Linked DNA regions of Homo sapiens: region 1 is linked to region 2. A link is a contact called in ENCODE Hi-C or POLR2A ChIA-PET data. All regions are on one chromosome and are shown on one strand. The core of a region is the stretch at or near the end of the contact, and the rest is flanking DNA. Distances in the headings are between cores, read along the strand shown. Region 1 overlaps EPHB1 (EPH receptor B1). Region 2 holds the start of EPHB1 (EPH receptor B1).

Region 1 (5,568 bases), core at 177-2,676, 430 kb before region 2:
TTATTTTAAAAATTTAAATTAAATTACCCTAATTTAGATCTTGCTAATAAAAATAAAAAATAATGGTGCAGGTGTGTTCTCTCCTTGTTTAGTCCCTGAAGCCTGGGTCCTGCTATCAGTGTTCCTGAAGTGAGTGCTCTGGAGAAAGAGCAACTGGACTCACCCCAAAGGGCTTTAGCTTCTCTAGACACTTTGCTCTCCTAGATGGTGGGGTACTGATAATGAACAGAGAGAGCCAGCATCCCATCAGGAATGTAGTAAGCAGGGCTGGACTTGCCCTGCTGCTGAAACAAAAATGCCCTCCTCCAAGGCAGGTGGGGAGGGGACAATGAGCCTCTAGGCCCTCTGGGTGACAGGCTGGCATGGAGGACCATGGAACAGGGGGCAAGAAGGGTTCAGGAGGAGGCTCAGAGGCCACCCCACTATCTCCCCTTCTGTTTCCAGGCCACGTCCAGTGTTTCATCCATTGCTTCTCTGACAATGGCAGGAACTGTACTTTTTCCCAGAGCCTCTCTGCACCCATGCCTCACTGCTGCCCACCCTCAGCCCCAGGCTCATCCTAAGAGACCACAGCTTCCTCTCTGTCAGCCAGTCTGTTTGCCACACCAGTGACCCCTGGGCCTTTCCCCATGTCTCCAGGGTTTCCATCCATCAGTAGGCCATGATGCCATTCCACCTTTCGCATGTGTCTCCCCAACAACCCTTGGTCACCCAGACTCTTCTCCCATTCTGTCCCTGCCCTGTGCATGGAGGCTACATGGGCTTCCTGCTGCTCTGAGGTGAAGCTGCACTTGCTACGGCAGGCAATACAGCTGGCAAGTCCTTCTGACATCGAGTGGCTACTGGTGGGGCTGCTGATTCCAGTGGATGCTCTGTCTCTGGAGAAGGTTGGGGCTCTCAGATGGAGACTGGCCCCTGCTTAGCCAACTTGGAGACCTCTGTACAACTCTGTGGGAAGGCTGTGGGGTGTTTTCTATTGTCCTTATCATGGCCTTCAATTATTTTTTCTCCTCTTCATGTGGGGTAAGCAGCTGACAGACTGTCTATGGCAACCCGTTTTAAGAGACACACTAGGTATATTCCTTCTTTTCATTGCAATGTTTGAATGCCTTACCAGTGTCCACTGGCCATGCTTCTAGTCTCTCTTCCTGCCCCCGCCCTCCAACAGCTATTTAAAAATAATCAGTCACATTAAATAGCTTAAGCAATTCTGGCCTCCTGAACTGCACTTCCTTCTTGGCATGGTTTCTCCCGCAAACAATCCCAGCAGTTACAACTAAGTCACTTAAACACTCTGTCTTACCGTCTCCACCTGCCAATAGGGATAATAATACTTAATTATCTCAGAGGGGCGTATGAGGAGCTGTTAGCTAATGCTGGCAGAGTGTGCCAGTGCTGACGGAGCTGCTCCACCTGCCTCCCTGCATGAGCCCTGCTCTCTGGGCTGTCTGCCCTCCTCTGGTGGTGGTGAGGGATGGCCAAGGAGGGGCAGAGTCTGCTTCAAAGGCTGTATTGGGAGGGCAGCTCCTTCCTGTGTATCTTCTATACTGGGGATGAAACCAAGTATTCTGAGTCTCTTTTAACAGGCACTGGGAACTGGACAGGAGAGGAGGGTGACCAGGGGTCCACACCTGGTAAAAAGTGGGGGGGTGCTCTTGAAACCTCCCATTCCAGATCCCATGCTGCCTTTTCCTCATATTGGATGACAGGAAAGAAGGAAAGAAGATACATGGAGAAGTGTGTCCTTGCATATGGAGGGCAGATAAAAATCTCCCAAAGGAAAAACAAAAGGATTGGCTTGTGTTTTACTTTCCCAGAGCATGGAGTCCCTGTCAGCCAAGGGTCCCACCCCACCCACGCTGTCACCCCTCAGACTGCCCGACTCTCAGTGAGCTCTGGGATATAAAAGAGCATGTCAGTTTACTACATCTTTGATGGTTGAGAAACGTTGGTTGAGAGATAAGAATATTAAGAATATTAAAGTGCCTCAGAGTAAAATGGGAAAAAACATTGATGCTTTGTTTTTTAAATAAAGCATGAATAAGCACATTTACACTGGGACTAAGACTGATGACTCTCTGTGTGAGGAAGAGGATGTGAAAATGGGCAAATCTCGTAAGCTATGCAAGAATATAAATTGGCAAAAGGCTTTGGGGGAATAAACAGCTACCAAAATTTAAAATATACAAGTTAACATCACACAAAGGACAGGCAAACATCACGTGCCTCCAGAAGCAATACCCTAAGAAGGGCACACTGTCACTTAGGCAACACATAAATAACCCGAATCTAAGCATGAAGGGACATCAGACAAACTCAAAATGAGGAAGAGTCTATTACACAATATTTGAAAGGTATCCTTTAAAAATTTAAAAAGTATTGTGAAAATTTTCCTGATTAAAAGATATTAAATGAACATGATAACTAAATGCAGTCTCAGAAGCTAGACTGGATCCTGTACTAGAGCGAAAAAAAGGCTAAAAAAGATACTTTTTGGGTCAATTGACAAAATTAGAATATAGATAGTAGACTAGTTAAAAGTATTTTATCCATGTTAAATTACTAAAGTTGATAACTGTACTATAGTTATGTAAGAGAATATCCCTCCCTATTCTTAGGAAATACGGAAATACACACGAAGAGTCTAAGAATAAAGAGCGATGATGTATGTAACGTATCTTCCAAGAGTTCAGAAAAAATATTTTACAGAGAGAGAAAGAGAGAAAGGAAGAGAGCAAATAATAAAGAAATGGGGTCAAATGATAACAGTAGGTAAAGAATCCGGGCAAATGTTATATGAGTGTTGTCTGTATTATTCTTATTCTGGGAACTTTCTTTAAGTTTGACATTATTTTTTTAAAATTAATGTGCAAATTCTTTGATCTAGAAATTTATCTTCTTGAAATTTATTTTATAGAAATATACATACGAGTGCACAGACATGTCTATATAAGAATTTTCACTGAAATGTTGTTTGAAATAACATAGCATCAGAAGCCACCTAGATGACCATTTAAAAAGAGCTTGTCTCCAAAGGCATGAAGTGAGGCGCTGAAGGGGAAAGGTAATATTCAGGATAAGTCATTAAGTAACAAAGCAAGCAGCCTATGAGTAGATCATTATGTATGGTATGAGACCATTTTTTTGAGAGTAAAATGTATACACAAAAAATACACATATGCATACACACACACACAGTAAAGAGGAGAAGAAAGCACACCAAACTATGAATGATAGTAATTTCTGGGAATTTGGAAGGGGGAGTCAGTTTCACTTTTTACTTTGAACACATTTTTATTTTTTAATGTTATGAAGCATTTTGTTTATTTTTAAATTGCAGATTTTATTTTAGATGGTTTCATTTTAGGGGTACATGTGTAAGACTCACTTTTTACTTTAAACATATTTTTATTTTTTGATGTTTTGAAGCACTTCATTTGTTTTTAAATTTCAGATTTTATTTTAGATGATTTTATTTTAGGTGTACATGTGTAAGATTATTACATGGGTATATTGGACCCAAATAGTGAGCATGGTACTGAATAGTGGATTTTTCAATCCATGTCTCCCTGGTCCCCCACCCTTCAGTAGTCTGCAGTGTCTATTATTCTCATCTTTGTGTTCATGTGTGCTCAATGTTTTGCTCCCACTTAGAAGTGAGAACAGGTGGTATTTGGTTTTCCTTTCCTGCATTAATTCACTTAGGACTATATCATCCAGCTCCGTCTATGTTGCTGCAAAGGACATGATTTCTTTTTTTTTTTCCTTAATGACTGTGTTAAGAAAATGATGGATCGGTTTTTAAATAAAGCCATAATAACATTTAAAAAATATGGCATTCTAGAGATTTCTTTCTTCAGATAGGCCAACAACCTTCCAAGTTGGACCAATAAGCCCCTTCTCCTGCATGTTCTGGGATTATTCCTCCCCCAGGTGTAGGGGAAGAAAGTAGAAGGTTTTGAAGGCCAAAAGTAGGTGAATGGGGCTGGTTATCACAGCCGTGCAGAGCCACAGGGAAAGAGTCGAATTCAGGGTTGGAAGAGCAGAAACTGAAAGGTCTCTTCCTACTGTGAAGAACCCAGCTGCCTGGGGGCAGCCATACTGCTCCCTGAGTACTCGGGCTCCTGCCCCATTCTACACTGACCATTCTCCTTGATATCTCAGATCTCCAGGGGCATGTCTGTCACTCGTTCGTGAATTTCTTAATTCATTCCACAAACTGTTACTGAGCAGCACATGAAAGCTCAGAGGTACTGTGATAAAAGAGGAAGCCAGGCCAGCTGCTGGGACAGAAGAGTGCCGCGGTAGGGCAGGGACATAAGGAGTGTGGCAAAGGCTTTGAAGAGCTACTGAGCAGGATGTGGGAGGAAACTGCCATGAGACAGGGCACAGGTTGCAAGAGCAGCATGCAAGCCGTAGTGTAGGCTGGACCATGGGCCAAGCTGCCCACAGCTGTCCCCAATCCTCATTCTTGAGGCCACTGATGCCGTTGGCCTGCCTAGGCCTGCACTACAGAAACCCCACTTGGGGGTAAGCTGGGGTTCCCCAGCTAGATTTAGGCTTTAGCAAATGCTGCTTGCATCTTACCTGTTCTTTCCCCACTGACTAATCTCTTTATTGTTTGATCTACTTTAAGATTTACTTTCCATTTTCCCATTCCTTAGAAAACCAGCCCTTGGAGTTGCTCCCACATTCCCAGACCTAACTTTCACCCAGCCTGGTGGGTCTAGAACCCTGGTCTTTGCTTCCCTGCCTGTCCTGCTTGGGCCTACGGTTTACAGTATGGCTGTCCCAAGGGCAGCTGGGCTTGTCAGAGTGGGAGGCAGAGTCACCTCAGTTTCCCCTCCTCCAACCTGGGACTGGACCCTTTCCCTGTGGCTCTTGGTGGCCACTATCATCATCCCCACTCACCTGAGGTGTGGCCTTCCTAAACTTGCCACAGTCTGAAAGCTCTGCCAAGAACTGTGGGGCTTCAGTTCCAGAGTTTTATGGAATCTTGAGAGTCATAGCAGTACCTTCAGCTGAAGCCCCCAAACTCCTCTTTTCAGAGGGTTCCAAATTCATTTTATATGAGGCTAATGAACTGCGAGCCTCGCAAACAATTTCCATTTTCTCTAATGCCATGGTCTCCCAAGGTTAGAGAACTTACTCATTTTGATGGCATCACAGGAACTCAGATGGCTCAGAAGAGAATCCTTAACCACAAGTCAGGAGAAGCCCAGGGAAGGGCCTAAGCTCTGTGACATCTGTCAGTGGCAAGCAAAAGCCTTCCCATCGGGCCTTGTTGACCCTGGAGGTTCTGCATCCTACAGGAATATTTTAGTATCTCCCAAGGATTGGGAGATACATCTTTTGGATTACGCCTTGCATCTTTCTGGGCCCTTCAGGGCTGTATTTTACTGCCTGTGGCAAAGGGTGGGTGAAACGAGGACAGGTGGAGGTGGGGGCAGGGCATCCTAGCTCTGCAGCAGAGTAGGTGTGAAGACAGAAACAGAAATTAAACAGCCAGCAAATCAGTGGAGCAGAGAGGAGCTTGTCTGCTTCCCCCCTCAACGTGCTCTCCCCTCC
Region 2 (5,395 bases), core at 337-2,836:
GAGCTGCTCCTCCCCGGCTTGGAGTCCCCCAGAGGAGTTCCATCCGGAGCAGGACACCGGAAAGTGGGGCTGCTAGCCGGACTGCGGCAGCGCATCACCCCTAGAGTTGGTTTTCTCCCGACAACTCCAACTCCGCTCTCCCGCGGAGCTGTGTTCCCAGGAGGCTGCCGCGGCCGCTGCTAGGCTGCGAAGAACAGAGGCGGGGGAAGGGGCGGGAGGCGGGGAGCTGGGCCGGGATTTCCCACAGGGATTCGCGAGCGCTACCGAGCGCCCAGGCTCCCCGCTGCGCCGGGCACGGTGTCTTTGGAGCGCGCTTTCCCAGCCACCAAGCCGGAGGCACCGCCAAGTCTGAGCTGGCAGAGAGTGACGCTGCCCGACGACTCCCGGCCGCCGAGTATCCTCTCCGGGGTGGTGGAGAGGCTGGGAGACTTTAGGTAGGACCGACCACTCACCCCAGCCCACTCCTGTTCCAAGGCTCAAGAGGCGAAAAGGGTTTCCACCTCTCCCCGACTGACCCTGGAAACCTGCAGTCCCGCAGGCGCCCGGACCACCAGACTGGTCCCCAAGGGTACGGCCAATGAACTCCACCCCTCTCCTTCGGCGGCCACTTGCGGGATACCACGGCAGAGCTTCTCCGGCCCCCGCGCGCAGTGCTTGCACGCCAAGCAGAGTCCACTAGCCCGTGGACTGCGAGCTGGAGAAAAGGAGGTGGCGCGCGGCTGCTCAGAAGCGTATCCGTGCCTGGGAGCAGACGGGCGCCAGTACTCCAGGAGCCGGATGGCCAGAGGCACCCCTTTCTCCCCAACGCCCAGCTCTGGCTCTGCCCCAGAGCTAAGGAGCATGCACCGCAATGCAGCGGGCTCCGAGCTCTCCGAGCGGGGGCTGCGGGAGACCGAGGCTACCAGGGAGTGCCGGGGCGAGGAAGCCGGGGGACTCGCGAGCCAGTTTCGGGCGCTAAGAGCCAGCCGGGGGCGCTCTGGTGGGTGCCGCCCAAGCCCCGCGCTCGGCAGCGGCCGAGGCTCCCAAACCTCCTTGCCCTCGGGTCCCGGGATGCCTGCACCGCAAAGCAGCCAGAGGAACCCCGCGAACCGCGGAGCACAGCAGTCCCAAGGCGGCCGGCACCAGCAGCCAACTTGCTCCGTGGAGGGTACGTTACCTTCCATCGCAGCCACTGCGGATGCCAGGAGGAGCAGTAGTAGATAATCCAGGGCCATCGCCGGCCGACGGCCCGCAGGCCGAGACCAAGCCGAGGCAGCAGCGCCGGGAGAGCGCCGCGTCCCAGGGCGCCGCTGCGCTCTCCGCGGGTGGCTTCTCGGTATCCTTTCGCGCTCTCGCCCGGACCGGACTTCCCGGAGCGCTGCGTGGGCGTGGGCAGGAGTGTGTGCGCGTGGGGCGGTGCGGGCGCGCGTGGGTGTGGGTGTGCATGTGTGTGTGTGTGTTTATGGGAGAGGTGGGTGTGTGCGTGCGTGTGTGAGAGAGAGAGGGCGAGGGAGAACGAGCCTGGGAGAGCGCGCGAGAGCGAGTGCGTCCTGGTGTCACATTGCTAGCTACAGCGGAGCCTACGGGAGGACGGAGCCGGCCAGACTGACGCGGGAGGGAGCGGGATCCCCCACCATCAGCTCTCTCCCCACCCCTAACACCTCCTGTCCAATCAAGGAATCAAACCTGCAAAATTCCCCCGGCCAATCAGGCGCGAGCACCTCCTTACACTGGCATTGTTAGTTTAAGAAAAACTTTTGCTTGCAAGGCTGTGCGGGAGGGCTCGGAAGGCGCTAGGAGGGGTCCGGGCTCCCCCTCGTGGTGCTCTCGGAGAACCGCAGCGGCCCGCCCAACTCACCCTGTCCCCCCATAGGGTGCCCAGCGAAGGAGCTGGGGAGGCCTCGTGCCCTTACATCCCACCCAGGACTGGATCCGCTTTAAATGATCAAACGAGCCTTCGTTCATCTTCTCTGTGACAAGAGCACCCTGCCTACCCTGTTTAGAGCAACTCCAGGGGCGCACCCGTGCCTCTCCTCCAGAGCTCTTCACTCTCTAGCATGGGTTGGTATTTACTAATCGATTTTGTTTATCGTGGGGTCTCTCCCTCATTAAAATGGGGTCACCATTTTCGGATTCTTGTCTATTTTGTTCACTACAGAATCCACAGTTCACAGAACAGTGCCTGGCCTGCGGGAGGCATAGTACATGTCCGTCGAAAGAATGAATACTGTTCAGATAACCTGTGGGCACTTGCTCCAGGGTCCACAGGGAACCGGATTTGCTTCCTGTCCAACGTTTCGCAGTTCTTTTTCTGCAGAAGCCTCTGGTTGCCTTTGGTGTTCACTTCCCAGTGCATTGTGAACTTCCACAGAGGGCCCTGACCCCAGAGGACAGCTCAGCGTGGGGAGACCAGGAGTCACACAGTCAGCTATAAAACAGCAAAGCCTGCAAGAGGGCTCTCCCAGGCCGGTGCAAGGCGAGGTGCACTGTTGCTGTGGGCCAGGCCTTCAGTGTGGGTGGGAAGGACTTAGGCAGCAACTGGGGATGCAGCCTTGGAGATAGGAGCAATTCTCCCAGGCTCAGCTCTCACAGCTACACTTTATCTTCCTGTTTCTGGAGATGGTCAAGGGTTCTAAATCAGAAACTCACCTTGAGGCTGTTATATGTTATGCTGGAGATGTGTCCTTCCCTCCTCTCCCGCCCCCCCTACATACCTGATGATAGTCTGGTCCTACAGGGTCAGGGATGACCCGTTAGGTTCCCCACCCCTCCTCCTACGCCTCTCACCTTGGAGGCACCAATCCTTTCCCCTGGTCTGTTAATGAGCTAACAGTGGGCAGATGCGATATTTCCCTTTGGGATGACTCTCCTTTCTGGGCTTTTCTAAATCAGTTCCCCACACCCCCCACCTCTGCGTGTCTAGTCTCTCCTTTGCTGGGACTTCTTCCTCTCCACCACAGCCAGACTCAAGTCCCCCAATCCTGACAATTCTTTCCTTCCCTGGCTCTGACTCAGGCTGCCTTCCTCCTCCCCTCCCCTCCCTCCTACCCCACCTCTGTGCCTGAAGGGAAGATGTCATCAACCTCCACCTTCTCATCATCCACCTTAATGCCATGTTAGCTGCCCTCTACGCCTCCACACCACCAGCTGTGTCGTGATGTCCCTGGAGCCACCTGATGTCACCCTGGGCAACAACCTGCTCCTAGTTAGCTGTCATCCTCCTGCACCGTCAGCACCTGCTGACATTGGTGTCCAGTAGATCTTTTGGGGCTCTGGCCCCAGTTTCCATGGTCCTGCTTCTCCTCCTACCCGTCTTGCCACTTCTTACTGTTCCCTCTGTTACCTCTTCAGCTTTCAAGAGAGGTATCCCCCAAACTCCATCCTTGGAGTTCGTCCTCCTGGGGTACATGGGCAACTCCTTGGCAGCTTCACTTGCTTTTTTACCCCCAGCCATCCCCTCATGGATGGACAGGTGGATGGATGGATGGGTGAGTTTCACACTCTTCCCTCCCCCTTTCACTATATCACAGTCACTTGGTAGGCATGTCTGGCAAAGCCCCGGCTCTGCCATGTCCTCCTCCTTATGCCCTTGTCCTATGCCTGTGCATCTGACCCAGTGTAAACCCATACTACCTTCCCCTGGACAACTGGAGAGTCTCTGAATGACAGTCCAGCTTCCCTCCCTCCCCTTAATCCCTCCAAACTCTGCTGCCAAACTCATCCTTCTCAAGCCAACCTTGATCTTGTCTCTTCCCTGCATAGCAACCTAGTGGCTCCTCACTGTCTGCTGAAGAGAGACTGACCACTCTAGCATGACATTCAGACTGCTTTGTAAGCTCTCTGAAACCTGCCTTCTCAGCCCAGGCCCTGCTGGTCTTTCTCTGGGCCTAGGGTATCCTCTTGCCATCTCCACAACCACACCCAGGCCAGTCATGTGCTCACCCACGTATTCAGGCAGGCCCTGTTCTAGCTGTGGGAACACAGTAGACAGCCCTTCTCTGAGGGGTCTTACCATGTCCTGGAAGGGCGGCAATAATAAGCAAATAGGCAGTGGCATGTCAGGTGCTGAGGAGAGCTCTGAAGAATCACAAAGCAGGAAGCAGCAAGAGAGTGACAGCGGCTAGTTAGACATGCTGGGAAGACCTTCTGTTTACTGAGCACCTTCCGCCACAAACACTGTACTGGATGTTTACTTGCACAACTAAAATGAGTTGAATTGAATTTCCTGACCTCTATTCCTACCCAAATCCCACCTCTCCCAGGAAGCCTTTTCTTCTGTCCCTCTTCCTGATACCCTCATGTTATATTTCTGTGGGTACTGAATGGCTCTGTCAGACATGGCTGAAGGTATAAATGACCATTATCCAACTAACTGCAGAATGTCACACCTGGGAGTGCGCTTGGAGCCCACCAAGTACAGGGATTTCAAGTAGAACCCAGCTAGGGACTTTGAACTTGTGCCAGGATAAATACAGCAACATCACCAACTAGGCCCTCTAAAAATACTGATCCCTAGGCCTGTCAGTAGGGATGAGGTAGGCCCGTGATATGGTTTGGCTGTGTCCACACACAAATCTCATCTTGAATTGTAGCTTCCATAATTCCCACGTGTCGTAAGCGGGACCTGGTGGAAGGTAATTGAATCACGGGGTGGAGTGGGGGGTTCCCATGCTATTCTTGTGATAGTGAATAAGTCTCATGAGATCTGATGGTTTGATAAAGGGGAGGTCCCCCCTGCACACACACACACACGCTCTCTCTTGCTTGCTGCCATGTGAGATGTGTCTTGCTTCCCCTTTGCTTTCCGTCATGATTGTGAGGCCTCCCCAGCCATGTGGAACTGTGAGTCAATTAAACCTCTTTCGTTTATAAATTACCCAGTCCCAGGTATATCTGTATTAGCAGCGTAAGAACAGACTAATACAGCCCATGAATGTGATTTCATATCCTCCCCTCCCCAATTGACTCTGCTGCATGATGAGGCTTGGAAGCTGCTGTTCTTGGTCCAAGAGCTTACAACTGCCCTGAGGCCTCCTCAGGGGATGCTCATGAAAGTGGCCAAGGAACTGGGGCTTCAGACCTCACCTCTGCTCCAGTAGCTTTTTTATCTTTTTTACTGGGCATCTATATCAGGTTTTTTTTTTTTTTTTGAAGGAACTGTTCTTCAGCAGGAAAAGAAGGAGGGAGGGGAAGAGTAAGAGGAATTCAAGGAGAGGATTTGATTGGGTGGTGTAGGGAACATTAACTCATTGATGACTTCTAGAACATGCTGATGGCTCAGGCAAGAATAGTGTCAGTTTAGGGCTGCTTGTTAATTTCCCTAATAACTCAAGGTATTGACTTTTCTTGAGCAAGTTAAATATTAATTTAGCTTTGCAGAACATTGATCTTTCTCTAGCAATGGGTTATGATTTGT

The links. A loop is a pair of places that touch in the nucleus more often than their neighbours do. ChIA-PET counts read pairs that join two places held with the same protein, here RNA polymerase II (POLR2A). Pooled maps may share reads with other maps.
Region 1: a loop to region 2 is called in a map of gastrocnemius medialis, with 2.8 times the contacts of the local background. The contact joins the enhancer-like site here to the promoter of EPHB1 in region 2. A Hi-C loop is called at or near these places in 7 of 168 maps with a recorded cell type or tissue (Panc1, dorsolateral prefrontal cortex, gastrocnemius medialis and 1 more), 4 of 37 single-sample maps with no recorded cell type and 8 of 50 pooled maps. POLR2A ChIA-PET finds 5 or more read pairs at or near these places in 3 of 52 experiments (WTC11 and activated CD4-positive, alpha-beta T cell).

The regions. Positions count from the first base shown.
Region 1 is chr3:135,225,034-135,230,601 of GRCh38, reverse strand. All of the region lies in intron 12 of EPHB1 (EPH receptor B1), which reads right to left. Among named protein-coding and RNA genes, the nearest start is that of EPHB1, 430 kb to the right of the region's middle. RefSeq lists an enhancer at 4,184-4,383. Within about 2 kb of position 1,426, at least 4 of the 41 ENCODE cell types and tissues checked have a DNase peak (open chromatin) inside an H3K27ac peak, as active enhancers do; they include gastrocnemius medialis, where a contact is called at or near this core.
Region 2 is chr3:134,791,451-134,796,845 of GRCh38, reverse strand. EPHB1 (EPH receptor B1) reads right to left here and starts at 1,586. Exons shown (of 16, transcript NM_004441.5): 1 at 1,157-1,586. The coding sequence starts at 1,214. RefSeq lists enhancers at 1,211-1,400, 1,411-1,460, 1,505-1,799, 1,861-2,070, 4,904-4,973.